2 separate regions of the Homo sapiens genome follow, and region 2 is linked to region 1. A link is a loop called in an ENCODE intact Hi-C map of the cell type or tissue named here. Cell type or tissue: MCF 10A. All regions are shown on one strand. Links, peaks and the distances in the headings refer to the core of each region. The heading gives the core; the rest is flanking DNA.

What was found. A loop is a pair of places that touch in the nucleus more often than their neighbours do. Peaks named below come from ENCODE experiments on the same cell type or tissue, not always from the same donor. Only the 100,000 strongest peaks of a DNase experiment are listed, where the experiment ranks them.
Region 2: a loop joins it to region 1, with 11 times the contacts of the local background. A loop is called at or near these places in 2 of 110 quality-filtered maps.

What each region holds. Positions count from the first base shown.
Region 1 is chr11:92,934,012-92,950,305 of GRCh38, forward strand. It overlaps the pseudogene SNRPGP16. Among named protein-coding and RNA genes, the nearest start is that of LINC02746, 27 kb to the left of the region's middle. In MCF 10A, for the core only: a CTCF peak has its summit at 8,141; a DNase peak (open chromatin) is centred at 8,170.
Region 2 is chr11:93,082,018-93,098,311 of GRCh38, forward strand. No RefSeq gene overlaps it. Among named protein-coding and RNA genes, the nearest start is that of SLC36A4, 110 kb to the right of the region's middle. In MCF 10A, for the core only: no CTCF peak of the experiment used is centred there; a DNase peak (open chromatin) is centred at 7,654.

The DNA.
Region 1 (16,294 bases), core at 4,340-12,339:
ATACAAAAAAAATAGCCAGGCGTGGTGGCAGGCACCTGTAGTCCCAGCTACTGGGGAGGCTGAGGCAGGAGAACGGCGTGAACCTGGGAGGCGTAGCTTGCAGTGAGCCGAGATCACGCTACTGCACCCCAGCCTGGGCGACGGAGAGAGACTCGTCTCAAAAAAAAGAAAGAAAGACTGACAGGGTATAGAATATGACTAGGGATGAAGGAAAGGGTAAGATACTTCAGGGTGGGATGGGGATTTTGTTTTGTAAGGACTTTGGTATTTATCTAGGAGCAATGGGAAGGCATTTAAAGATTTTAATCAGGGGTGTAATCTGATGAGATCTGAATTTTTAAAGGTTCTCTTTGCCTGCAGCTTAGAGAAGGGACTGGGGAGAAAGGGCACAGGAGTGGACATCATGAGTCCAGTTGGGAGACTAATGCAAACACAGTGGTGGCTTAGAAAGGATGTGGAGAGAAATGGTGGATGAATAAAACCATTCATTTAGTGCAGAGCTAAATGAATGTGGAGGTGAAGTGCGGGGAAGTATCGCAGATAAACTTCCAAGTGTCTGGCTTAGCACTGGGTGGCTTGTGGGGCATGTTTGGTGGGGACAAGATAGGCTGTGTTTGAGGTGATGGTGAGAAAGCCAAATGGAAACAATGACAGGGAGCTCGGAGAAGATGCCTGGGTTGGACTTGGCAATGAGTAGAAGGCGACTGGCATCACGGGAGGAGATGGGGTCACATAAGCAACGTCTCACTGCAGGACTCTCACCTCAGGGAGAAGAGACCAGGGGCGGCTGAGCCCTCAGGAGTTCCACAATTTCCTGTTGGACTCAATGACTTCCATCATCCTGGTCCAAGCCGCAGTCCTCCCTGTTCCCACGTGGCAGTCAGACTGATCCTTATAGAAAACATGTCAGATGAGCTTAAAACCTTCTCCTCAGCCTAAAACCCTCCAGCAGCCCCCAGTCACTCAGGAGAAAAGCCAGAAACCTCACAGAGGAGCATAAGGCCTTGCAGAATTCAGCACATACACTACTTCCCCCGTTAACTCTCTGACATGATTGTCAAGTGCTCACCCTCTCATCCCTGCACCAGGGCGTTTGCACTGATGTTCCCTCTGCCTGAAATGCTTTTCCCTCTCGTGTTACATGGCTCACTTCCTTAGCTCCATGTGACCTTTTCAGGTTCCTGCTAAACAGTGAGCTTCATGAGGACAAGAGTTTTTCTCTCTCCCTTCATTGCTATTTTCTAGCACCTAGAAAAGTGACTAACACATACTCTGTCTTCAACAAAAATTTGTTGGATGAAAAAAATGAATGAAAAAATTTTAAAAAGTCTGTGTGAGACAAAGTAGCAAACTTAAGAAGCCAAATTTGCTCATTTCTGCTTAAACTTCTGACTCTGTGACACCATGCAGCTCTCTGAAAGATAGTTTGAGGACAAAACAGGAGATAGCACATGGCCCCCATGTCTCTTGCCTGAGTCAACATAATTCCTTAAAAGGATAAATGATCCTGGCCCTTGGCTTTTCTTACACATAAGATGTCTGACCGGGTTAGTGATCATACTTTTACAATCTATAACCAAAAGTACTTTAGTAATCTATGACCAGATGTACTCTTACACTGAAGCCTTGATTTGATTCTGCTATAATACAACTTCTGAGCCAGTTTGATGTGATTTTGCATGTACTGAACCTCCACCACCTGTATCTAAACAGTGGGCTGAAGCCCTGTGTCACAGCGGTCTGACAGAACCTCTGACAGAGCAGAAGGGCTGTTCCTGGGCTGTCGGCCTCTGTCTATAATCCTCAGGAAGCCTTCTGAATAAAACTAACTTTAATTATTTAAAAGTTTTGCCAGGCGTGGTGGCTCATGCCTGTAATCCCAGCACTTTGGGAGTCCAAGGCAGGCGGATCACCTTAAGTCAGGAGTTCGAGACCAGCCTGGCCAACATAGTGAAACCCTGTCTCTACTAAAAATACAAAAATTAGCTGGGTGTGGTGGTGTGTGTTTGTAATCCCAGCTACTCAGGAGGCTCAGGCAGGAGAATCGCTTGAACCCGGGAGGAGGAGGTTGCAATGAGCCGAGATGGTGCCACTGCATTCCAGCCTGGGCCAGAGAGTGAGACTCTGTTAAGAAAAAAAAAAAAAAAAAGGCTGGGCGCGGTGGCTCACGCCTGTAATCCCAGCACTTTGGGAGCCTGAGGAGGGTGGATCACGAGGTCAGGAGATCGAGATCAACCTGGCTAACACGGTGAAACCCCGTCTCTACTAAAAATAAAAAAAAATTAGCCGGGCTTGGTGGCGGGTGCCTGCAGTCCCAGCTACTCAGGAGGCTGAGGCAGGACAATGGTGTGAACTCAGGAGGCGGAGCTTGCAGTGAGCTGAGATCGCACCACTGCACTCCAGCCTGGGCAACAGAGCGAGACTCCGTCTCAAAAAAAAAAAAAAAAAAAAAAAAGCTGCAACTGTTACTATAGGGGGGAAGCTCTTCTCCAGTTCAAGCTGGTTGAGACCACTGATCCTTCAACTGGGCCTGTGCAGGTGACCAAAGAATGACCTTTCAATGTCAGAGAGCCAAAAACTCCACCCTCAGATCATGCTAACACTGCCATTTTCTGCACACATGTCATGTGATGAACTGTGTAGCTCAATTATGCTTGCAGAAATCCCAACAACCTCACCTTTCCTACCCGCCAATCATCTTTTCCAACTCTTTAGACCATCCTGCTTTCTTTCTCATAAGCATCTCCAAGCTCTATTTTTGGGGAGGCCTGCTGGAGATTTGTTCTTCTGCTTCCTTGCATTACAGTGTTGTGAATACAATTTTTCCTCTTAGGCAGAAATCCATCATCACAGTGATTGGATTGCTGTGTGATGGCAGAATGAACCTGGTCACTAACAAAAGAGGTAAAGAAGTAGCTAAAGGGGGATATGAGATCAAGGAGGGTTTTTATTAGGTTTTTAAGAGGGAGAGGTGGAAACTTGCCCAAATGCTTATTGGAAGGAGCCAGGAGAGTCTGAGATACAGATTTACGAGAGAACAGATAAAATTAATATAGTGTAAGCTCCTCAAGAAGGCAGGCTGAGACCCAGACATTGCCTAGGAAGAGAGCCTCTCTTCTCCAGGAACAGGACAGATTGAGGGGTTGACACAGTAGAAGGTGAGTCTGTGGAAGCAATGAGCATTTCCTATGATAGCTTCTGTTTTCTCTGTGTAGTAGGAAGGGGGTCATGGGCTTGGAGAAAGCAAGGGAGGAGGGAAGCTTGGAGGTTTGCAGGCAAAGGAGAAGACTTGAAATTTTGGACACAGGCCCACGATCAATTGGCTAATAGAATGAGTGACATCAGACACTAAACACTGGGCCTATCTGTGAAGTGTGATGGAGGCCATAAATTCCATTTCAGTGCATCTCTGAGCCTGCTCAGTAGACACCATGAACAAAGCTCACTCTCTCAAGTTGAAAAAACTTATGGACAAGTTGTCACTGAAATTAAATGGTGGTAGATGTGTCCAAGGAATACTGTGGGGATTCAGTCATTTTATGAATCTTATGATAGATGAATGTGTGAAGATGGCAATTAGTGGGCAACAGAACAATATTAGAACAGTGGAAATAGGAGGAAACAGTATCATCACGTTAAAAGCCTTGGAACAAGTCTAAATAATGGCTATCCAGCAGAGGAATTCATGTCCCCTCTCCAAAGGGTCTGTTCTCTATGATGTAAAAATTAGATCGTGTACATTTTCATATTAAACTTTTTATTAAATAAACTTTTGTAATAGTCAAAAAAGTTGGACACAGAATGACAGAGGGTAGGTGGTAGTGTTAAATAGGTGGGTGTGATATTGCTATGTACTAAGAAATATACAATTTTATTTTCATCCTCCCCTAAAACCCTTGGAATCATTCCTAAAATCCTTGGAGTCTCCAAAGGGATAAATGTCTCTTTGCATGCAAATAAAATTATTTTTGGCTACGGTGTCCTATAGTGTCTGCGAGTGGGGGTTGGTTGGCAGGGAAACCAACCATGTGATTAGAAGGTTGGAACTTTCAGCCCCCTGTCTCCAGGGAGGGTAAAAAAACTGAAGGTTGAGTTGATCACCAGTGGCCAATTATTTAATCAATCGGCACTACATAAATGAAGCCTCCATAAAAACTCAGAAGGACAGATTCTGAGAGCTTCCAGGTTGCTGAACACATGGAGATACCTGGAGCATGGTGCATCCTGGGAGGGTATGGAAGATCTGTAGCCTTCCCACATACCTCTTATGTACCTCTTCATCTGGCAGTTCATCTACATCCTCCATAACTTTATTTATTTATTTATTTATTTATTTGTTTATTTATTTTTATTTATTTATTTTTGAGACGGAGTCTGACCCTGTCGCCCTGGCTGGAGTGCAGTGGCGCGATCTTGACTCACAGCAGGCTCTGCCTCCCAGGTTCACGCCATTCTCCTGCCTCAGCCCCCGGAGTAGCTGGACTACAGGTGCCCGCCACCACGCCCGGCTAATTTTTTTGTATTTTTAGTAGAGACGGGGTTTCGCCGTATTAGCCAGGATGGTCTCCATCTCCTGACCTCGTGATCCACCTGCCTCGGCCTCCCAAAGTGCTGGGATTACAGGCGTGAGCCACCATGTCTTGCCCATGCTCCATAACTTTGTAACAAACTGGTAAACATAAGTATTTCTCTGAGTTCTGTGAGCTATTCTAGCAAATGGTTAAACCCAAGGAGGAGGTCATGGGAACCGTTGATTTATGGCTAGTTGCTCAGAAGTACAGGTAACAACCTTGTGCTTGCAATTGGTATCTGAAGTTGGGGGCCATCTCGTGGGGCTGAGCCCGTTAGTGGTGGGGTCTGTGCTAACTCTCAGAATTAAATTGTAAGACACCCAGTTAATGCCTACAGAGGATTGGAGAATTGTTGATGTGAAAAACCCACACATCTGGTGTCAAAAGTGAAGTAACTGAGTAAAGAAAAACAGTTTGTTTTTCCCTTTTGAGTGGGGGAGGATGCATGGTGGGGCCCAAATGAGGAAGCCTCTGGTTATTAAATAGAATAGATCAAACAAATATAGCTTGTAGGTCAAGGGGTCTAAGAGCCATAGACCTCAATTTCCTTATTATTTGGAGAAAATAATTATGAGACGAAGTAGCAAACATCTGCCTCTGGCCAGTCTCACAGCCAGCCCTTGCAGTGAAGAAGCCATGCCTCAGGTTTTCATGTCTCTTACCTGAATCACTGTGTTTTTTAGAAAAGATAAGCTCAATGATCTCAGCCCTTGCCTTTTCTTGTACGTAACGTCTGACAGTATTAATGATTTTCCCTCTGCAATCTATAATCAGATGTGCTCTCACACCCAGGCTTTGATGAGATTTTGCTTTAATGTAACTTCTGAGCACATGTAGAACCTCCACCATCTAATACGTAAGTTATGGGTTCATACACTGCTTTGGAGCAGTCTAACCAAAACTGAAAGATTCACCTGGATTGCCATCTGAGGGAAGACTCAGTGAAACTAACTTTAATTCTGTAAAAGCCTAGGTTTCTCTTTCATTGACACAATCTGTGATCTCTCACAGTTTTTACATTTTACAACTCTGCTGGGCCCATATAGTATCAGGATAATGTTGGCTTCTTCTAACATCTTAAGGTAACTGAGAAGGTTGCTTCATCTCCGACAGAAATTCCATTAGAGTCACGGGGCACAGAGGTTTTTTTCTATTCTCCGACCTCTCCAGGAAGCAATAATGCATTATTTCATGAACTAGAAGTAAGTAACCTGAGAATCTCTGCTATTCATATTTGGCATCACTGTGTGGGCATTGACCTCTATGTGTGTGCCCGAGTGATTCAAGGCTTGCAGTGGAAGATAAACTACTATAGGACGTGCAACCCCCACTCCTGTGTGGGGCATGGTGAAAAAGACCACTGGTTCTGGAATCAGGGAATCTGGGTTCAAATACTAGATCTTCCACTTGGGGAAGAGAAGTCATGTTGATGGAGGAGAACCTCTCTAAGCCTCTGGTTTCCTAACCAAAGAGGCCAATGATAAGGCCAGCCAACTGTGCACAGGTACTTACTGGAATACTCAACATTCTGAGCCAGCAGCTATTGTGAGTGTGTCTTATAGTAACTCATTTTATCTTCGCAACTTTCTAAGAAGGTACTATTTTCATCCTTATTTAACAGGTAAAAGAAACTGAGACACAAAGATGTTAAGTGATTTGCCCAAGGACACCCAGTTAGTGAGAGTCAAGCCTGTCTGACTTGGGTTGGTGTTCTCACCCACTCACAGCAGCTGCTCCAGGCACTAGTGAGATGTGCCACTTACTGAAGCCTGCACACCTTATGTGTGTTTAGTTATCACAATAACCCACAGCGTCATTATGACACCTCTTTCATGAATAAGGCTGTGGAAGCTCACAAAAGTTACTCCATTTGCCCAAGACCAACAGAGCCACTCTGGCAAAGCCAAGATTAACTGGCTTCCAGATCTGCTCTCTTCCTATGAAAATAAGGTAACACATGGAAAATGCTTGGTAACTTGTAAAACTCTGTATTGACAATGGTATTACCATTCTCAGTGGTCCTTACTCTCTCTAGAGCTCACAACTTTGTGTTGCTTTTACAGATAAGAAAATTGAGTTCCAGGGCAGTAAGTTAATTTGCTAGCATTCCACAGACAGAGTTGGGTTTGGAACCAGGTCTGTGCTTCTCAAAATGGAGGCTCTTAGGCCCAGGGGTAATGGATAAGGTGTTCTGCATAAAGGTGGTGTATCCTTCTACAGAATTTATTTTATTCAGATATTTGGGTAAAAATATCATTTTTATGTTAAGCATAGTGATATATTAGTGCCTCAGAATGCAACACTCATATTGGTTTTTATAGTAAAATATGAGACTTCAATTCTGCTTTTCCTCCTGCAGCATAGGACTATCTCCTCAGGTCCCTGAGATATGGATTAGCCCCTTTGGTCAGGAGGGGTACTTGGGCGGATGTTGGAGAAGCTTCTGCTACACTGGGCAGCCTCTCGCTGTGCCATGTGCCTCTGCTCCCCTCACCCACAGAGGATGCTTCTAGATGAATCCTGCCTGAACTCAGGGAGGCAGAAAAGACAGTCTCATAAGAAGTCTGTGAGTCCCTGAGAGTACTTTGCTTTTTAACCAAAAGATATAATTACTTCTCTTTACCTGATTCATTCGCCAGTTGATGAAATTGATGTATTAAAATATGTTCGCTCACTAGGTTTCTAACTTTCCCAAAATGCTTCCAGACAGACAGCTTTGTGCCCACAGCTGTGAGTGTCTTGACATTTATCTCTAGCTGGGACGCTGGGATCTAGTCTAGAGTCTGTTGTGTCTTCTTCTGTGACCTCAGGCCGGGCACATTACCTCAGTGGGCTTCAGTAACCTCACTTACAGGGGACAGGAGTTGGAGAATCACTAAGATTTCTTTCCATTTGGGCAGGTTTTGGGACCCAGGGGTTAAGTAAAGACAAGAACATGAGGTTCAGTAGCTGGGAATGTAAGTTCCCTGAGAGCAAGGCCTTTTTTGTTCATTGCCTGAAACAATGCAGGACATACAGTAGACAGTGAGTTACTATTTGTTAAATGAAATGAATAAATCTCCTCAACTTCTTGCCTGGCAGAATCAGTAAATACAAAGGAGGGGACATCCAGACAGATGACCTGAACAGAGTGGGCAGCTGGCTCACCTTTGCTCCACTCCACTCAATGCTAGCCCAGAGCCTGGCATAGGTGGCTGCTCATGGATTGAGCTTTTAAACAGCACTGAGGGTGTTCGGCAGGCAGGAGTAGGGGTGGTCTCAGTGGATTGTGGTCATTAACAGTCCTTAAGCTCCAAGAGGCCAAGGGCAAGATGAGGGAACAACATGACACTTATAGCTTCTGGCTGTGTTTGTACTGGTGGAGGTGACTATTGCTACCTGACTTAGATGTGAATAAAACTGCGGAGGATAAGGGATGAGAGGTGGAAGTGTTTTCTTATTTGTGTGTGTTGTTTTAGCCCCCTAGAGACATTGTTTTGCATTTGTAGTGTAAGCAAAGGCTCCGGAGAGCTGGTGAAAGATGCTTCCTTCCCTTCTCTCCTACCCCGACATCACTGAATGTATTTTCCCTTCTCTACCACTGGGAGTCGCAAGTGCCCACAATAATGCTCCGTTTCTTTTTAATAAAACAAACGGGAAGTATCTTTTTTGTGAAGATTTGTCCTTCACTGATGCACTGCCCTTTGGTTGATGAATATTCAGAAAAGGGGTAAGGGCAGGGGATATTGTGAAGGGTAGAACAGAGGAATAATACGGGGCAAAGCTTGGAGTCTGTTTCCAAAGAGCAAAAGAACGGATCTCCTCCCCAGGTAAGCTGTCACCTCCCAACTGTGGTGGGCATAAGTACATGGTAAAGCAAGTGTGGGGTGGGAGAACGGGATGCCCGGTGTCAACCACATCCCCTACATCTCCAGGTTAAATAGTCTCCCAAGGTGACGCCATCAGGCAGTCAAAGTCAAAAACCATGAGTTTAGGATGAGGCCATATTTTAAAGGTCCATCACTTTAAAGAAAAACATTGAGTTAGAAAAGATTTAAGAAGCCCATGTACATGGCCAAAACAGCGAGTGGCTGAAGCTTGGAAAACGTTATTTTACTGGACCTTTCTTCTCCACTGGGCTGCAAACCTCAGTGTTCATAAGCTTTGCATTCCCAATGCCTGGTGTAGCTCCCGGGCCACTGTAGACTTACAGTAAGCCCTGGAAGGAAGAAGAGAGAATGAGGAAGGAAGGGAAGAGGTAAGGAAGGAAAGAATGGAAGGTGTGCGTAGTAAGAAGGTAAATGTGGCAGATGGCCCCAATGACTCCTGCCCTCTGGTGTTCATGCCTTTGCGTGATCCCTCCGCCGGGAGGTATGGGCTGGACCTAGTGACTGCCGCCCAATAGAGACTACTTCAATAGTGATGGTATCTTACTTACCAGCTTGCAAAAAGGCTGTCACTTCTGTCTTCAGCACCTTTCTCACTCTCTTACTCTTTTGTTTTGAAGAAAGCCAGCTGTCAAGTTGTGAGCTGCCAACAACCAGGTGAGTGAGCTTGGAAGCTTGGAAGAGGGTTTTCCCCCATGTGTCTTGGGATGGCCGCAGCCCCATCCAACATCTTGATTACAGCCTTGTGAGAAACCCTGAGCCAGAGACATCAGCTAACCACACTCAGATTCTGGCCCCACAGAAACTGTGAGATAGTAAGTGTTTCTTCTTTTCAGATGCTAATTTTATGATGACAGTCTTAGGCAGCAATAGGTACCTAATACAGATTTTGGTACCTAGAAGTGATATCTAGAAATGTAGGAGTGTAGGCAGTGGATGGAACCTGGAAGGGTTTTGAAGAGAGGGTTAGAGAAAGCCTAAATTGCCACAGACTTTTTATAGAAATCTGGGTTTTGAAATCACTGCTCTTAATTATTATAACTTCCATGCATCTCAAAAAATGCAGATACTCTGCACATAGAGAAAAAACTTTAGGCAAATACTTGTGTTCCTCTTTAGCTATTGCGGGATCTGGCCAGCAGCCCGCAATGCAATGGGGCTCTCTCTTTGTTCCCAGGCAGATCAGCAGGTTGAGAAATAATAGACACACACAAGATAGTGAAAGCTGGGTCCAGGGGGGGTCACTGCCTTCTGGTCCCACGGTGCCAACGATGCACTGGATATGCCAGCATTTATTATTAAGTTTAGTGAGGAGGGGGTAGGTTAGTGAGGGATTTAGGGTCATTTGATTATGAGGTGAGATGGTCACATGGGGATGAAGTAATTCTTTAACATAACATTTGTATGTAGAAGTACAGTACATTTGTATGTAGAAGTACAGTATACAGAGATAAGAATTTACAATATAGTGTGTGCATCAGTAATTTCTAACAGAGGCTTAAAACAGAAACACAATCTTTCCATAACCTATGATTAGCAAGATATTAATCAGCAGTAACAGTTGCAACAAAAGCTGGTTACAAACAATCCATAGAAACAGGACATGAAGCTAGACAACCGGTTAGACCAGAAATTCTCAGAAGGGAGTATGCCTTAACCCTCAAGAGGCCTAGAAGAGCCGTGGCAAGATGAGGGCATTTATAGCCCTATCTTATCCATATGGACAGGCACCCCCCATGCATCCGTTTATAGGCTCTCCACAAAGGTCGCATTCCATTCCTAGAGCTATGAACATCTGCTTTTCTGGGATAGGAATCTTGATGATGTGAAACCTCCCTGACTGCACGTCCATTCATAGGCTCTCTGCAGGGGGAAGCACATCACATGCTGTTGGCTCATTCTGGCAGTCCAACCTGGCATTGTCTTTACACAATCCTGCATGCAATTTTTTATTTACAATAATCAGGAGCATTTCATCTTTTATTCCATAGCAATAGTTTCAGGGGGTCTCCCTACATCTCCCCCTTTTCTCTGATTTAAATGAACCATAGCAATCATAGCTTGGTGCTGATCACAATTGGATTGAAGAATATTTTTTCCAATTTTACACATGAACAATAAACCAATAGCACAAATTATATACAAAACAAAATTAACGATAGTGGATCCTCCCAAAGATTTTACCTATTGAATGGGGTTGAGATTAGATAATCCCTCAGAGATACCACCTAAAACTTCAGCACCAGGTAAAGCAGTTAAGTGTGCTTGTGAGGCCTCAAAAATCTGTTCTTTTAGCTTGCTTATGTCTAAACTTAAATTATCTTCACTTCCTTGTAAATGACAGTTTACTGATTCCCTATTGTAAACAGACTCATTTTATTGAAACGGAGTTGTACAAAAATTAGAAGTATTCCAATCACATTGCATTTGTAATCTATGTTCTAAACTCATAATTTTATCTCCCATCCATGTAACAGTTTGTCTTAGGTCATTAATTTGGTTAGCCAATTTTTTATCAATACCTGACTGAGAATTCCATATCTGAGTAGAATTTTTTTGCCATTTATCCACAAAATGAACAGTTTGAATAGATTGATGTAATGCAACTCCAGCAGTAGCAGCAGTCGCAGTTACAGCAATCAAGCCCATTATTATTGCAATTAATGTAAAAATAAATCATTTACTCCTTTTAAGAATTTTCTGTAGAATATTGTTAATAACATGGATAGAGGGGGAAGATTCCCAAGGCCCATGTAAGGCTACAGGGAGCCAAATACCTTCTCTGGCTCTGACTATTAAAATACTATGATATTGATTAAAGGATGAGTCAATACAAATACACAAGTAACAATTAACACAGGTAATTATGTTGGTTTCTGAACTATCATGCATCTTTCCTACTAATAACGTATATGGTAGTTTAACACAACTTTTAAGTGATATAGTTTTGTTGGACTCCATATAGATAGTATATATATTTTGAGGTGACAAGGTGGATTTACTTATAACACTTTCTCCAGCCCAAACTCTCATACCAGTCATAGCTATTGTTAATCTCCATAATTCTGAATGTTCAGGTTCTAAGTGCAGAACAATGAGCCTTGGCTTTGGAGGGGCAACCCCTGCCCCTTTCCACTTAAGAGGAAAAAAGGAGTTAAATCTACGATATAACAGGGGAGGGTTGTCACTACTTTTTTGATAAGTAATATCATAGAGAAAATGTTGACAATCTTTGTGACCTTGAGAGCAATCATTAGTAATATGACCTTTGGGAGCCCAGTCAACAATGGTGTACTGAGAAGAATTAAATAACACAGTTCCTTCTGAGCTAACACAATCTTTCCATATTAATTTGTCAGCATTTGAAGACAAGTTGAGAGATCATGCAGGTCCTAAAGGCTTATATTGGGTTGTGTGAATATATTCAGTGATTTCTGTTTTGATCTGCCTTAGAGGTTTTAATGAGAGCCCTGATACCAAGTGTCCCAAAGGAGGGACAGAGTGACCAGATGGTAGTGTGACCGCCCAAGTTTGAATATCTAATGAGAGACATCCATTAGTGGGTCCCAGGCACAAAGGTGGACACCTAAAACCTAAAGTGATATTGAAAGGGATTCCTTCTTCTGAAGGTTGGGCAGGACAACGATCATCTACAGAACCAGGCATCCAAATACTATCATTAACATAGACCTCGATAGGAGCGTCCATCTATGTCATGGCTCGAATAAGAGGAGGAAAAGGAATATAGGCCCAATGTGTATAGTTTTTAACAGTCTGTGGGGCAACAGAGGGTAGAAGGATCAGTGTCATCAGGAGGAGGCAGAGGTTGAGCCAGACCTGGATCTCTGGAGACAAGTTGTTCAGGAAGGCTGACTGGATTGTCTGTTGTAAAGGAGTTAGCGTGGTCATTTTCTTCTTTTTGACGATTGGATGTGTTAGTTGTTTCTTGCTGTGGTGCTTTTTCAGCAAATTTCTCTGTCTCGTTGTTGTATGCATTTTCAGGACACAATTTCATGTGTCTAGCAGGAATCCAAACAGGAGATTGATGTTCACCTGGGGAAACACAAGCATAACCTCTTCCCCACGTTAAAATAGAATTTTTTGACCATATATTAGATTGAACATCTTTCCACCATACTTCTCTTCCTTGGTTTACTGTAGGACGGTTACCAGAGAAATGTTTTTCTGGCATTAGTATAAGTGAGTTGATGAAATTGTTCTGCATCTGTAATGGCTAGAGAAACTAGAGTATCAACTTTATGATTACCACTGGATAAAGGTCCAGGCAAATTAGTATGAGAACGAATGTGAGTGAAGAAAAAAGAGTGGTTTCGGTTTTTTGTAACAAAGACAGTTTTTTGTAACAAAGAGAAAAAGGAAAACAGATTAGTGTCAGTAATATTTTTGATGGTAGCTGTTTCTATTGCCTTAGTGGCATGCACTACATATGCTGAGTCAGAGAAAATATTAAGAGACTGATCAAAATCCTGTAATGCAGAGATAACAGCAAACAACTCAGCTTTTTGAGCAGAATTGTATGGAGTAGAAATGACTTTATCTTTTGGTCCTACATACCCTGCCTTTCCATTACTGGATCCATCACTAAAAATGGTAATGGCTGTCTCTAGTGGTGATGAACGAGTAAGTTTTGGTAGAATCCAGGAAGTATTTCTTAGAAATTGAAAGAATTTTGACTTAGGCAAATGATCATCAATAGTGCCAATGAAGTCAGCCAGATTAGTCTGCCAGCACAAGGATGTAGAAAAGGCATTTTTAACTTCATTTTTTGACAAAGGGACTACAATAATGTTTGGATCAAAGCTGGAAACTTTAGTGATATGTTGACATCCTAACCCAATCAAAGTGGCTATTTGATCAAGATATATTGAAAGAGTTTTAAAGGCTGAATTAGGAAGAAATACCCATTCAACTAGAGAATCATTTTGTACTATAAGTCCCGTAGGAGAGTGGATGGAAGGAAAAACTAAAAATTGTAAAGTCAAATTTGGGTCAATATGAGAGACTTGTGCCTCTCTCACTCTTTGTTTTACAAAAGACAACTCTTGTTTTGCTGGCTCAGATAGAGAGCAAGGACTGTTTAAATCTGTATCTCCTGATAAAGTGGCAAATAGATGAAATAATGCATAAGTAGGGATGCCTAGGGTTGGTCTGAGATAATTGATGTCACCTCGTAATGTTTGAAAATCATTTAAGGTGTTTAAATTGTCAGTATGAAGTTGGACTTTTTGGGGCTTAATGGAGTGAGCTTCTAGCTGCATTCCTAAGTACAGAAAAGGAGTGGCTTGTTGAATTTTATCAGGAGCAATGTGGAGTCCTGCATTGGCATCAGCTAATTTTAAAGAGGTAAAACATTGAATTAATTCATCTTTAGTGGAGGCAGCAATTAGTATATCATCCATATAATGAAGAATGTAATTATTTTTAAAAGTCTGTTGGATAGGTTGTAACACAGTACCGACAAACAACTGACAAATAGTAGGACTGTTAATCATTCCTTGAGGTAAAACTTTCCATTGATATCTAGCTGCGGGAGCTGAATTGTTAATGGAAGGTATAGTGAAAGCAAATTTTTCACAGTCTGACTTGTCTAAAGGAATATGGAAAAAGCAGTCTTTAAGGTCAATGATAATTAAAGGCCATTCCTTAGGAATCATGGAGGGGGAGGGCATACCGGGTTGTAACACCCCCATAGGTTTAATAACTGCATTAGCAGCTCTTAAGTCTGTTACCATCCTCCATTTTCCTGACTTTTTTTGTACAACAAACACAGGAGAGTTCCATGAAGACAATGAGGGCTCAGTAGTGTTTGCTTGTAGTAAATCATTAACAATTTCAATTAAAGCCTCCAACTTGTGTTTGGACAGTGGCCACTGCTCTACCTAAACAGGTGACTCACGCATCCATTGTGCAGGGACAGAGGAAGAGAAGGAGAGTGAGGGCGCTGGGATGCGGACTGAGGGGAAGCAGGGTTCCAAGCCTCTGAAAGAAGGGGTCCCGGAGCATCAAAAGAAACAGTGGGCTTAGAAAAGGGGAGAGGTCCAAAAGGACAAGAGGAACGAGAAACAGACCATTCAGAAGAATGCCGCATGTCCTCCTCTGGCAGAGGGGGCAACAGCTTAGTAGAAGAAGAGTTAACATATACAGTTTCCATGATAGGAGGCGGAGGGAGGGGATCATCACCAGGTTCCTCCTCTTGGGGAGAAAACAAGGAGAGATCGAATTCTTCTTCATCATCAGAAAGAGGACTAGTAGGGGGGTCAGCTACCCGAGGTAAAGGGAGCAGTTCACCATCTGCATTAACTTCTGGCAGTTGAAGAGGACCACCAGACTGAAAAGGAAGTAAAGCAACACAAATGAGAGCCCAGTCAGTACAAACAGAAATAGGAAGTAAAACACCATTCTCTCTTGAGTTGGCAGAGTGTGGCACCAACTCGATCCCAGTCTAACAGGTCCATAGAACCTTTGTCAGGAAACCAAGGACAATGTTTTTCAATAGTCTGAAATAAGAGAATAAAGTTATTGGAATCAGCCTTGATTCCACCCTGTTTAAGAAGAAGTTTAATAAAAGACAGATAAGGCTGGTGTTTAAACTGTGATTGTCCCATAATAAGCCTGGAATATTACTGGTCAACAAACCTGAGAAGAGGGGAGAGTCGGAAAAACCATACCCGGAGACCTTACCGTTGAGACTGAAGACTAGTCATCACAAACTGCACTCAGAGTGCACTGCGCCGAGGAACAAAGAAGGCCATGTTGGGTGCCAGATATTGCGGGATCTGGCCAGCAGCCCGCAATGCAATGGGGCTCTCTCTTTGTTCCCAGGCAGATCAGCAGGTTGAGAAATAATAGACACACACAAGATAGTGAAAGCTGGGTCCAGGGGGTCACCGCCTTCTGGTCCCGCAGTGCCAACAATGCACTGGTTATGTCCAGCATGTATTATTAAGTTTAGTGAGGAGGGGGTAGGTTAGTGAGGGATTTAGGGTCATTTGATTATGAGGTGAGATGGTCACATGGGGATGAAGTAATTCTTTAACATAACATTTGTATGTAGAAGTACAGTACATTAGTATGTAGAAGTACAGTATACAGAGATAAGAATTTACGATATAGTGTGTGCATCAGTAATTTCTAACAGAGGCTTAAAACAGAAACACAATCTTTCCATAACCTATGATTAGCAAGATATTAATCAGCAGTAACAGTTGCAACAAAAGCTGGTTACAAACAATCCATGGAAACAGGACGTGAAGCTAGACAACCGGTTAGACCAGAAATTCTCAGAAGGGAGTATGCCTTAACCCTCAAGAGGCCTAGAAGAGCCGTGGCAAGATGAGGGCATTTATAGCCCTATCTTATCCCTATGGACAGGCACCCCACCATGCGTCCGTTTATAGGCTCTCCACAAAGGTCGCATTCCATTCCTAGAGCTATGAACATCTGCTTTTCTGGGATAGGAATCTTGGTGATGTGAAACCTCCCTGATTGCACGTCCATTCATAGGCTCTCTGCAGGGGGAAGCACATCACGTGCTGTTGGCTCGTTCTGGCAGTCCAACCTGGCATTGTCTTTACACAATCCTGCATGCAATTTTTTATTTACAATAATCAGGAGCATTTCATCTTTTATTCCATAGAAGTAGTTTCAGGGGGTCTCCCTACATTTAGCAACATGAGAGAATTTACTACTTTTTATATTTTTAAACATGAGTGTGCTATCACTGTTATTATCTAGCAGATAGTGCTAGATACGTGCCAGGCACCATGCCAGGCGCTGGCAAGACAAAGGTGTATAAATAATATTTGCCCTTGAGAATATAGGTAAATGTTTTTTGTT
Region 2 (16,294 bases), core at 4,640-12,639, 150 kb after region 1:
CTTCTACCCAGCTGTAGCCAAACTACCTGCAATTCTGAAAAGAACCTGCCTCTTCCATGCTCTCCAACCCTGTTGCATGTCTGATACTCTGTTCAGAAAAGCCTTCTCCCTTGCTTCCCCCACTCACAAACTCCTACTTATACTACAAGATTTAGCTCAAGTAACATCTATTTAAGCTTTTATTTATCCTCTCTCTAAATTCTCAGTTATCGTTCTGCTTCTTTCTCTTTGTTTTTTGTCTCCACCCCTAGACCCCGAGATATTTAAGATCATTCAACATTCAACAAAGATTTATTGAGGGCCCACTATGTGACAGGAACTACTCTAGGTGCTGAGAATATAGCCATGAACAAAGGAAATCCCCTGCCTCTGTGGAGTCTCCACTCTATCAGGGACAGGGAGGTTTCGAAAAACAAACAACGACAACAACAACAAAAGAACAAAAACAACCCAAATTACATGGGGTTTCCTAACAGTAGTAGAGAAGACCTGGGAATCTTAGATTCTGAAAAGAAAGAACCAAGATAAAATCTTACTGAATTAACTGAGCAAGCATTTGGCATTATTTTCAGTCTGAGGAAACCTAAGGCAAACACATGTGCACGGATTTATTCAAGGAAAGTTGCAGGGTTTATTGGTAGCTGAGCTGAATCCCTAGCCTCATCTCCTGACACCTCATTGAATGTTCTCTCCATCCTTCTAAAACATGGCAGCTCTCAGGCAAATTCATGTATGTTCCAGCCTTGACTGTGATCAAGGTCTTTTTTTTATAGTAACTGCATAAGGTTATCTGAATGAGGTCAACTATGGCATACAAAGCCCAGATGATTTGCCAAGCTATCTACGGTTTAGCCAAAATGACTGGCTTGCTATGAAAGCCATTACTCTGTCAGGTCATTAAGTTCCTGGAGGAAGACTCTGCAAAGGTAGTAGCATTTGCTGTGTGCCCCATCACGATCTGAGGTTATTTTGACTGTGTAAAGGGTTGATTGGCAGGATGGAGAAGACAAGGATATGTCCGGCAGAGGCAGCTTCTTCTTTTCATGATGACAGATGGTTGTGAGATTTCAATTACAAGCCACCTGAAAGGAGACTCATATTTGGCATTCCCTTTCTGAGTCAGTGATTCACAGCGTCCCTGTATGGTTTGGGATGTGCAACTGAATCATAAAAGTTTAGAAAAAGACAAGGTCCCACCTTCAAGCCTTTGCTCATGTCATCCTCTGCCCGGTACGTTCTCTTTACTCCACTGTCCAAATCCACTCATCCTTCCACGCACTCCTCCTCCATGGCGTGCTCAGACTACTCTAGTCTTCACTGAACTCTCCTCCCTCTGACTTAATGTTTCTTTGTAGTTCTTAGAACACAGTTTTTGTTTTTATTTAAGCCAGGGTTTCTTAACTTCTGCACTGTTGACATTTTGGTCCAGATAATTATTTGTTGTCGTGTGCATTGTAGAATGTTTTGCAGCATCCCTGGCCTCTACCTGCTAGATGCCAGTAGCACTGCCCTCAAGTCATGACAATCAAAAATATCTGCAGGCATTGCCAAATTATCCCCTGGGGGATAAAATCACCCTGGGTCAAAAGCCATTGATTTAAATTCTCATGCATTTATTAACAGCAAAAGCAAGCATAGTGCACTGGGCTTATATACTAGGTAATTTTCTAGGCACTTTACACAGACTGTCACAGATAAGGGACACTAGCCCTATTTTATGTATGGGAAAACACGAGGCTAGCAATGATTAAGTAATGTGCCCAAGGTCACAGAGCTAGAAAATGGCAGAGCTGGGATATGAAGCAGTTCTCCTAACTTGAGCTGGTTCTTCTAACCACTATTCTGCATAGTCTCACCTCCCTTCACAGATTTCTGCCAGTGTCACCCAGCAACTTGTCTTCCTTTCCCTACCAGTGGCAGTTCTCCCCAGAAGCAGCAGCTTTTCCAACATTCACCGAGGCAGGCTTATTGTACTACACTTAGATCTCTAAGGGGTATGGGGTGTGCTACTCAGCTGATTGGGGCATTTCTGTACTTGGCAGAGAGACTCTAAGGACCTGAGACCCAGTCCTCTGACGAGGGGCCACCAACTATCTGGTGAAGTCTCTAAGTTATATCTTGTCAGAGTTCTTCTTCAAGCTTTTAGGTTTTAGTGATTTCAACCTCCTCCCTTCCCCCCCAGCCTCCCTGGCTCCCCGCCCAGGTAGGGGCTGCTTTCTGCATTTGCTACTTCTTGAAAACTTATTGTTCCCTTTTGATTTTTTAGTTACCTAGTTAGCATTTATTAATACCTAGATAACAATCCTTTATATTAAATTCTGTCTCTTATAAAATAACTGGCATGGTTTTTGTCTTTTGGCTGGCCCCTGACGAATATATATACTCTTTAGCACTTATGTAGGCTCATTGGTAACACCCTCAAAGGCAAAGGAGAGAACGGAACATATTTATTACATATAACTCAGGCAATTATTATATCTATTCAGAACTTTGAAAGTGTCTCCTAGGAACTGTGATGCTTATCAAGAATGTTAACATATCTGATCTTTTGCTTATGATGAAATTGTGGAGGAAAATAAAATACAGATTATGGTACAAGTGATGATGGAGATGATTTATCCTCTGATTGCAATTCTACTTTTCATGGCAGGGGTGCCTCTGAACATGCAGGCAACAAGCAAACAGAATGCATTGGAAAGACCAATAGAATCTGTATGAAATGAACCTTTAAAAAATGTACATTTAATATGGCACTAAAATGTTGGAAGGAAATTAAATTGAAATAGAAGAATGGGAGTTCCTTGGAGGAACTTTGGATCTGTACTCTAGGGGATTTCTTCCAGAAAAGAAATCAATAGGGAACAGAGTCTAGGATGATAAATCCCACTGGTCCATTTTGATTAACAGTCTTTTTTCTTCCAATTCATAGGATGTGAACAGTAATGAGTTTTAATCACAGGGCAAACACACTTCATGCTTGTAACCCCAGCATGGCAGTTTTAATATCTTTTCCAGGTACTGTTCTGATGAGTACATTCTGCCTTCAAAATGTCTGAGAGCTATCAGTCACATACTTCTTTTTGTAATAATCCCCCCTTTGATTCAAAAGGCTAATCTTATGTCCAAAACATCCTAAATTTTTGAGACATTTCTAGAATTCTCCCAAGAGTTTCTATAAGCTCCTTCCAGGGCTAGAAATCACATGCAACATAACTTGATTCTTACGAAGAGAGCCAGCTTCCTGATGCATAACCCAGTCCCTCTGACTTGAGTCACAGGATGTCTATGGCCCTGGCAGAGACTGTACTCCCATCAGGGGCTCCTTACTTCAGTAACCACTCAGACTCTCACAGAGATTCTGATTCTCTGAAAAATGACAGCTTCTAGGTGAATTAACCAAGGTTTCCCCATAAGATCTCTATACGCCTATAATATTTCTTCTTTTCCTGTAGATTGTGACATTCATTAGGTTTCAACATTTACAACTTCACAATTCTCAGGGCTATGTATAGGGTTCTATATTAAGAACTTTCAGAAGTCCATGCCAACTTGACATTTCTGCATAAATCCTAATAAGATATATAAAATAAGTACACACAAGTTGTGATCTAGTGGAAAGTACCTGGAATTATTACACTGATTCTACTACCAGTAAGCTCTGGAAATGGAAATGTGTGACAACACTGTTAATTGCACACCCAATATCCATTCTTTCTTTCCTTCTTCCTTACCAACACCCAATTCTGTTTGGGATGTCAAGTTACCCAGTTAAAAGTACTTTCTTCTCCAGGCTCCTTTGTCATTAGGAGTGGCCATGTGACTAAGTTACAGCTCATAAGAGACACAGGAATGTCGAGCTCTTGGAAAGCTTGTTAAAAAGCCCTACATTCTTTTTTTTTTTTTTTTTTTTTTTTTTTTTTTTTTTTTTTTGAGACAGAGTCTTGCCCTATCACCAGGCTGGAGTGCAGTGGCGCAATCTTGGCTCACTGCAACCTCCGCCTCCCGGGTTCGATTCCCCTGCCTCAGCCTCCTGAGTAGCTGGGACTACAGGCGTGCACCACCATGCCTGGCTAATTTTTTTTTATTTTAGTAGAGATGGGCTTTCACCATGTTGGCCAGGATGGTCTCGATCTCCTGACCTCCCGATCTGCCCACCTCGGCCTCCCAAGATGCTGAGATTACAGGCGTGAGCCACCGGGCCCCGCCAAAAATCCCTACATTCTTTTATCTTTCATGCTTTGCCCGGAACACAGACACATGCCTGCAGAAGAAGTATCCAGCTTTCAAAGGGGACAAGAAGCCACACACTAAGGATGGTGGAACAAAAGCAAAAAAGCCGAGATTCCTATTGTCATTATGAAGCTGCCTGACCCATTCTCTGCCCAGCTCCAGATCCCCTTTCATGTGAAAAAATGATAATAATTCTAAACCTTTTGGGGGGTGTGGGAATTAAGGGAGATGGGATAAGTTGTATTCCTGTTACATGCAACCAGAAGTGTTGGCCAAAATGATACAGGCTGGTTCTAATCACATCAAAGCAACTGGTCAACTCACTTTAGCCAAAACAAAACCAAGAAATCTTCAACTAAAGGGACAAAACAAATCTGTTGTGAGGCCATTGCATTAAGAAGTTACATGATGCCTTTTTATGTCCATCTTCGGCTGGCTGTGCTGTGGCCCAATGGCATGGGGATGGCTGGGAGTCAGGATCACAAGGGCTTAATTTTTCTTTCCTAGTTTTATCAGTGGATAAAAAGATGTAGCAGAGAGTACCATGCAATCATCAGCGGCTCGAAAAAGCCCCACTCCTCAAGACTTACACAGGCTTGCAAAACGACTTTCTTTCTGATGAGACTCCCTTTTTGCCTGGGCTTCCAGGAAGTTTACAACAAAACTGTATGCTAAATACATTAACCCTGCTATTTCTGAGAATGGTAGTGGTCTTTTTCCTACATCATCTTCTTTCTATTCTGATTTTATTTTTATTTTTGAAAGCCCTTTATTATGAGCTACTTTAAAATCCTTTTAAGATGTAGATGGAATATAAATACATATTTTCATACATATATAGTTTGGTTAAGATTACATAATAAGTTGAGATGGCTGCGGTCCTTTCTGAAGGACTAATTCAAAATAAAAGGAATTATTATTCTGTGGAACTTCTTTGTATGCCATCTATTCTTTCATGTTTGTAACTCAGGAGACAACCTTGCAAACTTCTCCAGAAGTGATGAAAGAGAGATGCTTGGATGGCTCCCTGCGGAGCTACAGAGTTGTGTGCTCCAAGGTTTTTGTGTGATTTTTCTAGAGAACAAATGTGCACCAGCATTAATAAATGGCATTTATTTTCCCAAGTCAGGAATGAATCAAATGCATTGCTGTTTTTGATGACCAAACTGTCAAATACCATTTCAAATACCTCTTGGTCCTCGTCTGTGTTTTCTCTTTTTAAATTCACTGTTTTATTCTTTGAAAATAAGACTATGAAAATTAGGCTTTGAAAATGTCCAAGGGCCTTGACATAGCCAACTGACTTTAAAAAAAACAAGATAGAGAAGTGAAAGGAAACATTTCTCCAGGAAACAAAAAAGAACTGAAAGCGAAAATTAAATCATCTCTATTTTCCTTCTGATAGAAAGTTAATGTTTTGGTTTTTCAGGAAGTATAATAATTGTAGGATCTATTTTTTTTTATTGCCAGCCACTGTGCTAGGAACTTTACATACACTGTCTTATTTAATCCCTATAACAACCCCATGAAGTATAAAAGAGAATAAAATAAGGCCTCTCTTTGAAGAAGAAAAATATGTGATCTAAAATAGCAATGTCCCATGAAGAAGGGAATCAGCTAAGTACTCCTGAAAGCACTTAGTTTATACAGATGCTATACTGTAAAGGCCAGGGCGGACAAAGTAGCTGAATCTAAAGCTAGAGATTTAGAATCCATTTGCTGACCCCAAGTAGGATTAAATTGGTTACGCTATCTTCTCTATCAATTTTTCCTGGCTGTGATGTTTTCCTCCTGGTCAAGGCAAACCAATGAAAACTCTCGTAATGTTCAATTGTTTTATTTTAAAAATCTGCCCTTATCTATGTTTGACTAGGCATCAAGGCTTGTAAAATATATTTTAATAATTGTAGGAAGTCACTAATAAGTTATATGTATTATCAATAGATATAACTGAACTTAAGATGAATTTATTGGGCTTTCTTTTCTCTCTCTCTCTGTACGTCTTTGTCTGTCTATCTCTATCTTTCTCTCTCATTCCCTACCTAAAGCTAAACTCATTCTTTAACACTATAACAAACTCAAAGTAATTCTGGTATTTTAGATAATAGTCATTTTGTCATCTTCCATCTGTACTAGTTCAAAATAAATATGCTAGGGCAATCTTCAAAACTCCGAAAGGACACAAAACTTTGTTTATTCTTAAACAGAATTAAAATCCCCCAGTGGAGGAAAGCAAGACCTAGAGAAGTCTGCAAATGTTACACAGCTAGTAGGTGTGTACTAGTGACAGAACAGAACTGCAATTCAAACCCGGGCCTACCTGATTTGAAAGCCTCTGTTTCTGGCTAAAAAAGGCAAAAATGTATATTTTGCAGGCTTTGTCACCTGCAAAATGAGATCATAGCAATAAATAATAATACCGAGAGCTAATCTTTATTATAAGACAGGACTGTTTAAATGATTTAAATGTGTTAACTCATTTAATTTTCATAACAACCACATGAGATAGACACTATTATTATAATCTCCATTATGCAGATAAAGTAAATGGGCACAAGACTGAGATTAAACTCCTTGTCCAAGGTCACAGAGTAAAGGGTGAGATTGCAGACAGTGTGGTTCTAAAGCCCATGCTTTAACCGCAATGTTATACAACTTACAACAATTAATAACATTCCTCTTTACAAGCAACAAGCAACTGGAAAATGCTACAACAGAGATAAAACTATAGTCTCAAGGAATTAATCTAAGAAAGAATTGACAAGATATCTATGGCAAAAATTCCTTGACAATAATTCTATTTAAAAATAAACTTAAAAAATGACTAAAATGAGAAATGTTTATGAATGCTATTTCTCAATGCTGTTGTAAAGATTGAATTAGTCAGTACATGTAAATGCATGTATGAATGAGTTACAAGAAATGCTCCATAATATTACCTATTATTATTTTTAAAATTAGACTCACCATTTACTGGTAGTATGACTTTGAACAAGGTCAAATTTTTCTCTCTGAGCTTTGATGTCCTCATCCATAAGAATCAGATTAATAACAAATGTTTGGAGGCTGCTATGGAAATTAGATGAGATGACAAGTAAAACCAAATCTTGCCGAGTGCCTGGTATGTGGCAGGGACTGCATTGAGGTTGACCGATTTCCTTCTTGAAAAATAGGACTATCTTATTTTTCTTTAGAAGCTGCTTATCTGGTGGTCCCCAGACTTGAAGATTTCAGGCACCAACAGTGTTTCTTCTTTGTCTATTAGTTTCTTAGGGCTGCCGTAGCAAAGCGCCACAAACTGGGTGGCTTAAGCAACAGACATCTATTGTCTCCCAGTTCTGTAGCCTGGAAGTGTGAAACTGATGTGTCAGCAGGGTTGGTTCCTTCTGAAGGCAGTGAGAGAGAATCTGTTCCATGCCTCTCTCCTAGTTTCCAATAGTCTCAGGCACTTTCTGGCCTGTAGATGGCAACCTCTCTGTGTCTTCACATAGCTTTCCTTCCCCGTGTGTCTCTCTATATCCAAATTGCCCCATTTTGTTAGAACACAGTCATGTTGGATAGGACCCACCCAAATAACCTCATTTTAGTTTGATTACCTCTGTGAAGGCCCTATTTCCATATAAGGTCATATTCTGAATTACTGAGAATCAGGACTTCAGCATCTTTTTGAGAGTGACACAACTCGACCTATAACAGTTTGGCTGCTTTTTTTTTTTTTTTTGAGAAATGATATATAGTTGCCAATTTTCTGTTTTGTTTTATGCCAATCCAAACCTTAAAAACAAAATAACTGCCATCTATTTATTCCATCATTTCATTTAAAACATTTTAGGCTAGGTGCGGTGGCTCACACTGTAATCTCAGAACTTTGGGAGGCCAAGGCAGAAGGATTGCTTAAGCCCAGGAGTTTGAAACTAGCCTGGACAACATAGCAAGACCCAGTATTTCTTTACTTTTCTTTCTTTTTTCTTTTTTCTTTTTTTTTTTTTTTTGAGACAAGGTCTCACTCCTGTTGCCCAGGCTAGAGTGCAGTGGTGCAATCACAGCTCACTGCAGCCTTGACCTCCCAGGCTCAGGTGATCCTCCCGCCTCAACCTTCTGTGTAGCTGGGACTACAGGCACACACCATTATACCCAGCTAATTTGGGGGGAATTTTTTAGTAGAGATGGGGTTTCACTATATTGCCCAGGCTGATCTCAAATTCCTGGGCTCAAGCGATCCACCCACTTTGGCCTCCCAAAGTGCTAGGATTACAGGCATGACCCACCACACACAGCCAAGACCCTATCTCTTCAAAAAAAAATTAGCTAGGTGCAGTAGCATGTGCCTATAGTCTCTGCTACTCAAGAGGTTGAGGCAGAGGATCACTTAAGGCCAGGAGCTTGAAGCTGCAGTGAGCTATGACTGTATCATCACATGCCTCCAGCCTAGACGACAAAGTGAGACCCCGTTTCTAAAAAAATAAAATAAAAGTTTTTAAAAGTAAGCATTTTTAATGCTTATTTTAAAACAACAACAACAGCAAAGCATTTCTTGACTGCCACTGCTCTAGGGTAGTTGCAAAAACCTCACTAAATTACTTTTGAATAATTTGTCTTACATGCTTATATCATGCTGTTCATGTATTAGAAACCCAAAAGCAAAATTCTCTTCTTACTTCCTTGCCAATGCATTTGTAATGTCAGTACACCCTGCTTGGTCCATTCCTTCCATGATTGTCAATTTTTTCTTCCAGTGAAGTAATTTCAGGTACTTCAAATTTATCACTTGGGAAATGTATTGGAAGGCTGAATTTCAGTTTATTCTCTGTGTTGTCTAAACTGCTGTGCAATTTCTAGGTCATCTCCACATCAGGAATTGAGGGCTTAATAGTTAGATTTTCTATACCAAAGAAAGCATTCATCACCTGTGCATCTCTTCCTACCCCCTTGCCTTTTCTCCTTCTCTCTCTGTACTTTATACTAGACTGTTATAGATGGATGTTTGTGTGTCCTGAAAACTAGTATGTTGAAATTCTAACCCTCCAGTGTGATAATGTGATGGTATTAGGAGGTGAAATCTTTAGGTGGTAATTAAGTAATAAGTGTGGAACCCTCATGAATGGAATTAGCGCCTTTATAAGAAGAGACACTAGAGCTTGCTCCCTCTCTCTCTCTCTCTTCCCTTTGCCACACAAGGGTACAATGACAAGACAGCTGTCTGTAAAGCAAAAAGTGGGCCCTCACCAGATCCGCCGCCACCTTGATCTTAGACTTCCCAGTCTCCAGAACTGTGAGAAATTAATGTTTGCTGCTTAAGCCATCAAGTCTAGGGTAATTTGTTGTAGTAGTCTGAACTAGTGGGCTTTGACACTCTCCAACAAACTCTCCAGCAAACAGCTATGTCATTTGACTATCATTTCAGGCTGACAGTTTTATAGACAAACATTGTTCACATCTTTCACCCTCAAAAATAAGTGACAGCTCCCTTCTCTCCCACTTTTTGTTCTTCTTTCTGCCAGTATCTATTTTTTGTTTATGCTCTATTTGAGTTTTCTTCACCCAGAGAAGACATCAGTTACTTGATACCATGAAGCAGCTGGTTTAAGAAATCTATTTACTGTCCTTTGATATTAGTGATATTGCTAGCTTTATGGTAGAAAATGTGTATTTTAATAGTTTCTGTAGCATTTAATTAAGAAATAAAGTGTAATGAGATGTGGTTTATGGGATTCATTAACTATGCTCTAGAGAGTCTAGTTGGTCCTCTGATATGTATTTTCACCTCACAGTATGCGTCCTTTTAATGAACTCCAGCCTTAGAAGATATTTGCCAAAAACCTATTTTTTTAAATTTAAGCATCTAATGAAATAGGATTTCATTAAATTATTATATTCTTGAAACAATGCCAACATTTTCTCCATCTGATCTCGTCACAGAATACAGGCATGCTTTGTATTCCAAAATAACTGAGATATTATAATGCTAGAAATGTTAAGCAGGCTTTGTGCTTTAGTGAACTTTGTGTCTCAGCTTGGTTTGAAAATTTAGGTCTGAATCTTAGCTTCAACGTATAAGGGTTTGATCATGGGAATTCATTTAGACTCTGAGTTTCAGTTATCTTACATATAAAAGGAAGATAAAAATACCCATCTTACAGAGCTGTAGTAAATATTATATTATGTACAAAAGTGAACTAAAAATGGATCACAGACCTAAATATAACAGCTAAAATTATAAAACTCTTAGGACTATATCAAAATTTTAAAATTTCATGTTTGTAGAAAACAGTACCATCAAGAAAGTGAAAAGACAACCCAGAGAATGGGAAAAAATAATTGCTAGCTAGTAAGTCTAATAAAGGACTCATATCTAGAATAAATAAAGAACCCTTGCAATTTGAGAAATAAAAACATATATCTACAAAAAGTTAGACACGAATGTTCATAGCAGCATTATTTATAATGGCTGAAAAGTAGAAACAAGGTAATTTCTATTAACTGATGAATAGAAAAACAAAATGTGGTATATCCATATTTTGGAATATTATTCAGCCACATAAAGGAATAAAGTACTGATATGTACCACAACATAGATGAATCTCAAAAACATTACGCTAAGTGAAAGAAGGCAGTCACAAAAGACCACCTGTGGTAAGATTCATTTTATATGAAATTTTTAAAAAAGGCAAATTTATAGAGAAAAAGTAGATGAGTGGTTGCCATGGGCTGGGCAGAGAAGGGGAGAGTAAATGAGAATGGGGAGTGACTACCTAGGAGTATAGGGTTCCTTTGTGAGGATGAAAATGTTCTAAAGTTAGATTGTGATTATGGTTGCACAACCCTGTGTGTGTATTTTTGTTTTTGTTTGTTTGTTTGTTTGTTTGTTTGTTTTTTGAGACAGAGTCTCACTCTGTCACCCCGGCTGGAGTGCAGTGGCGCAATCTCGGCTCACTACAACCTCTGCCTCCCAGGTTCAAGCAATTCTCCTGCCTCAGCCTCCCAAGTAGCTGGGATTACAGGCATCCATCACTATACCCGGCTAATTTTTTATATTTTTAGTAGAGGTGGGGTTTCACCATGTTGGCCAGGCTGGTCTGGAACTCCTGACCTCATGATTCACCCGCCTCAGCCTCTTAAAGTGCTGGGATTACAGGTGTGAGCCACCGCGCCTGGCCTGAATTGTACACTTTAAATCAGTGAACTTTATGGTATGTGAATTGTATCTCAATAAAGAAATTAAAAATAATTAAATTAGAGAGCATTTTTTAAAGTCCTAGCAGACCAAATATTTAGCAAGTTTTAAGTCCTTTCCCTCTGGGCTGTCAGAAAACATGTTGGCTTTGTTGACTTGTACTTTTTTTCTATTTCATTAATTTCTGTTCTTGTCATTATTTCCTTTCTTCTACTTTTTAAATATTTCATTTGCAGTTCCTTTATAACTTTTTTAGATGAATGCTGAGCTCATTAATTTGTAGCTTTTCATCTTCTCAAATACATGCACTTAAAAGCAAACACTATTCTTTGAGCATGCTTTTACTATATTCCAATGTTTCGATACGTACAATTTTTATTATGCATTTCAAAATTTGACACCTTAAAAATTTAGAAATATATTAAAAATATAAAAGAACTATCTAGTTATATTTTATTAATGATTTCTAGCTTAATTAAATTGTTGTAAAAAGTATGCTGTGTGATTCCCACTCTTTGAGGTTTGTGGCAGCTTGCTTTACAACTCATTAGAAAGTCTATCTACAGCTGTCATGGTGCAATGTTCTAGATATGTTCATTATGTTAAGTTTATCATGTTCTTTAAATCTTCCATAGCCTTAATGATTGGTGTCTGTTCTATCTGTTAATGAGAGAGGTATGCTAAGTTTCCCACTGTAATTATTAATTTGTCAGCTCCTCTTTGTAGTTCAGTCAATGTTTGCTTTATACATTTAGAAGCCATGTTATTTCATCCACGTAAATTTAGAATTGCTATATTATCCTGGTGAGTTGAACCTTCTGTCATTATGAAGTGCCTCTTTCATCTCTAATAATGCCTTCAGCCATAAAATCTATTTTGTCTGATACTGGTATAGCCACGTCTTTTTCTATTCTTTTACATTCAACCTTCTGTGTCTATATATTTGATGTGTGTCATTTGTAAGCAGCATGTGCTTGGATTCTGGTTTTTTTTTAATGTCTAAAATTTTTTGGCCCTCTAATTGATCAATTAAGGTAGTTGCATTAAAAATAATTACTGATACACATGGATTTATATGTATTCAGTATTTATTTGTACATACATGTGTATGTACTTCCTGTTTGCCCTCCCTATTCTATGTTCCTTTCTTTTTCTTTTTTGCCTTTTTTGGGGGGATTGATTAGTTCTTATAATTTCTGTTGTTTTTCTGTGTTCATTTGAAAGTGATAGGCTCTTTTACTAGTCTCTACAATATGAATTCTTGAATTACTAAAATCAAATATGAATTGATATTTTTACCCTTTTCCTTAATAAAGCAAGGAGCTTAACATAACTTTACTCTCTCAACTTTTATGCTTCTGCTGAAGTATAAAATTATACTTCATATTAAAATTCTATATTAAAATTCTCTCTCTTCCTCCTCCTTCTCTGCCTCCTCCTTTTTCTTCCTCCCTTCTTCCTTTTTTCCCTCTCTTTCTGCCTTCCTCTCTACTAACATATGGATCTATGTCACAATATATTATTATTATTGTTGTCTCGTAAAAGCACTATTCATGTAGATTTACTGATATATTTGCCTTTTTTCACTGTTCATTTTTTATTCCAGTATCCATAAGCTTCTTTCAGGGATAATATTCCTTTTGCCTGAGGAACAGCCTTTAAAGTCTATTGCTGATTAATTCTCTCAATTGTGTATATCTTAAATGTCTTTTGTTTCACTTCCATTCTTGGAGGAAATTTTTGTTAGGTATGAAAATCCAGGCTGACAGTTATTTTCTTTCTGCAAAATCTCCCTATTTTGACTTTGAATTGTTTTTCTTGAAAAGGCAACTTTCAGTCTAATAGTTGATCCTTTAAAGGTGACCTTTTTTACTTCTAATTTTGGATTTTCTACTTGTCTTGGAATTTTGCCAGTTTCATTTTGAGGTGTCTTTTTATTTACCATACTTGAGTTTGTGGAACTTATTTTTATCTGTGAATTGAAGTCACTCATCTGTTTGGGAGATTCACAGCCATTATCATTTCAAATATTGCATCTGTCCTGTGGGGTTTTTTTCTCATTTATCCTTCTGGAAATTTATTTAAGCATATAGTAGTATACCTTCTCACTGTCTCTGCTGTGTCTCTTATCCTTTGTTTTGTATTGTTCATCCTTTTCTATTTTCATATTTTACTCTGTATAATTTCTTCTGAACTGTCTTCTAGTTCTTTAATTTTCTATTCAGCTGTGTCTAATCTATTGTCAAACATAACCACTGAATTTTCAATCTTTCTTACCATAAAGTACAGAAATTTAATTTAGTGTTTTTATAATATTTTTAGTTCTAGAATTTTGATTTAATTTTTCTTATATTTCAATTATTTAATAACATTTTCAGCCTTTCTTTTTCTCCCTTTCTTCACACACACACACACACACACACACACACACACACGCATAAATAAATCAGGTTCCTTTTTAAATCCTTGTTGGCTAACTCAGATATTTTGACCATTTGTGGACCTGTTTCTCTTGGTTTTTAGACATAGGACCCTATCTTTGACCTGCCTAATAATTTTTTTTTTATTGCCAGACATGGTATATATAACTGTGTTGAAGCTTCAGAACCTTCTCTAGAAAGGATTTATCCCTCCACTGGGCACATGGAGAGGTTGTTTATCACTTTAATCCAATTAGGAACACCTGCCTTTGGCTTTCTAGGCTTTTCAGCTAACAGCTTTGGGTATTTTTAGCAATTTTATAAGACAAGGTTAGAGTTGGAGTGGTCTCCTTATCTTACAAAATTGCTGAAAAACTATCCTCTATATTTCAAAAGTTTTCCCACTTAAGTTTGTAGGCTTCTACTACATGTATCCCTAGTATTCAGCAAATGTCTTGAAGGAAAAACTAGTATGTGCTTGAGGACATCTCTCTGCTGGTTTCTTTCTTTCCTTGCAACAACCCTCACGAATTGCACATCAAATGCTCAGAATTAACACATGCCTCTAGGATAAAAGTGGCTGCAGAAGCCGCCTCAGCTAAGGTTTTTCCTTCAGCTAAGGTTTTTCCTTCCTGCAGTCTGAGTCCCACTAATTCTCATAGTCTCAGCAGCTTTCCACTGCCTTGAAGAGATGTTTTTTAAATTATACCCAAGTTTTCTAGGTAGGAATTGTTCTAGGTGGGAGTGCTGGTCTGCTGCCAGTTATTTCATCCTACCCAAAAGCAGAAGTCCTTTCAAAATGTTTATGTCACTTTTTGTAGTTTCCAAGCTTTTGGTTGAAACTTTCAAACTTGCTTTTTATCTTCATAAATGTAATAAGCATAATTTATTTTAAAATTTGTGTCAAATAATTCTAGCGTTTGGAGCCTCTGCCAGTCTATCAGTATTATCTATTGTTTCTATTGATGATTGTTCTTGTTATCTCATGTTTGAGAATAGCTGGTTATCATTGCTTATGTATCAGACATAAAATTTGAAAAAAATATATTTTGAATAATATTTTAATGCCTACAATGACTTTACCTTCCTCCAGAGATAATTTTTGTTTGTGTTTTCTGAAAACATGCCAAGTGACACTAGTAATCAAGATCACCTTAACAGCTTCATGGATTAGGAGATCCTTGATCAACCAGTTGATTTTGATCTGATTGTCAGTCTCTACAAGGGTCGTTTTTCTTCTAATTTACCCTTAGACTTGTGGAATTTTTCTAACTGGATTTAGAAATCAAGACAAACGTTTTTCAGCAAAGCAAATGATAACATATAAAACCCCAAAGCTATCAGTAGCTGTATTTCCTGCTATGTGGGAAAAAAACAGAAAATGAGATTGACATGAAGTCAGAAACAGAAATAATAATAATAATAATAATAATAGCTAATACTTATATAAGGCTTGCTCTGTAATTGTCTGTTTTAAGCAGTATTTACATCAACTCATTTATTCTCACCACAACCTTGAGACAAATAGAGTTAAGTCCTGTTGTCGTTTGAGTCCCTGGCTTCAGTTCTTCCTAATACTCAGCCAAAACACTGCCGTTCTTGCGACAGACAGAGTGACTGAAATGTGAGGTTTCTCACCTTGCAGCCTGTGTTTGCTCAGATTTTATAAGCTGCCTCAGGAAAGACCTGCCTTTTTCCAGCTCCAGGTCTTAGGGCTGCCAGGTCTGTCTTTTTCATAAATAATGGCATCGCATGGCTTGACAACTTTTTCATTTCTATTCATCAGACTAGCTGTTACTGACTGACAGAAACTGCTGCAAACCTTTTCCCATGTAGACTGCACAAAATATATTTTTTGAACAAACAGTACAGATCCCTACAATGCCCCCCAAAATGTATTTTATAATTTATAGTTATTACACATAAAATATTATATTAACCATAAATGAAATTACAGAGAAAAAATCCCTCACAATTCCATTACCTTAAGAGTTCTTACATTTTCTTTGTAATTCTTAGCCATATTTTTAAAGAACATGGTTGCCATCACTCCTAGATACATTATTAAGTGCATTTAATAATTCATTAGTATTTATCAGGGTATTGATTAGAAGCCCCCAGAAAAAATAATGGGTTAGACATAGGTATTGTTCATTATATAAGGGTAGATTAGAGCAAGGGGTAGGTGCAGCTTGCAATAGAACTAAAAATTACTGAGTACTATGGTTTGAACATCCCCTCTAAAACTCATGTTGAAATTTAATTGCCAATGTAAGGATATTGGGACGTGGGACCTATAAGAGTTCATAAGGTCAAGAAGTCATAATGCCATTACCTCTGGAGTGGGTTAATTATCTCAAGGGTGGGTTTCTGATAAAAGGATGTAGTTCAGCCCCTGTTTCTCTGTCTCACACACTCACTTGCCCTTGTACCAAGCCATGATGGGGCACAGAGGCCCTCATCAGATGCC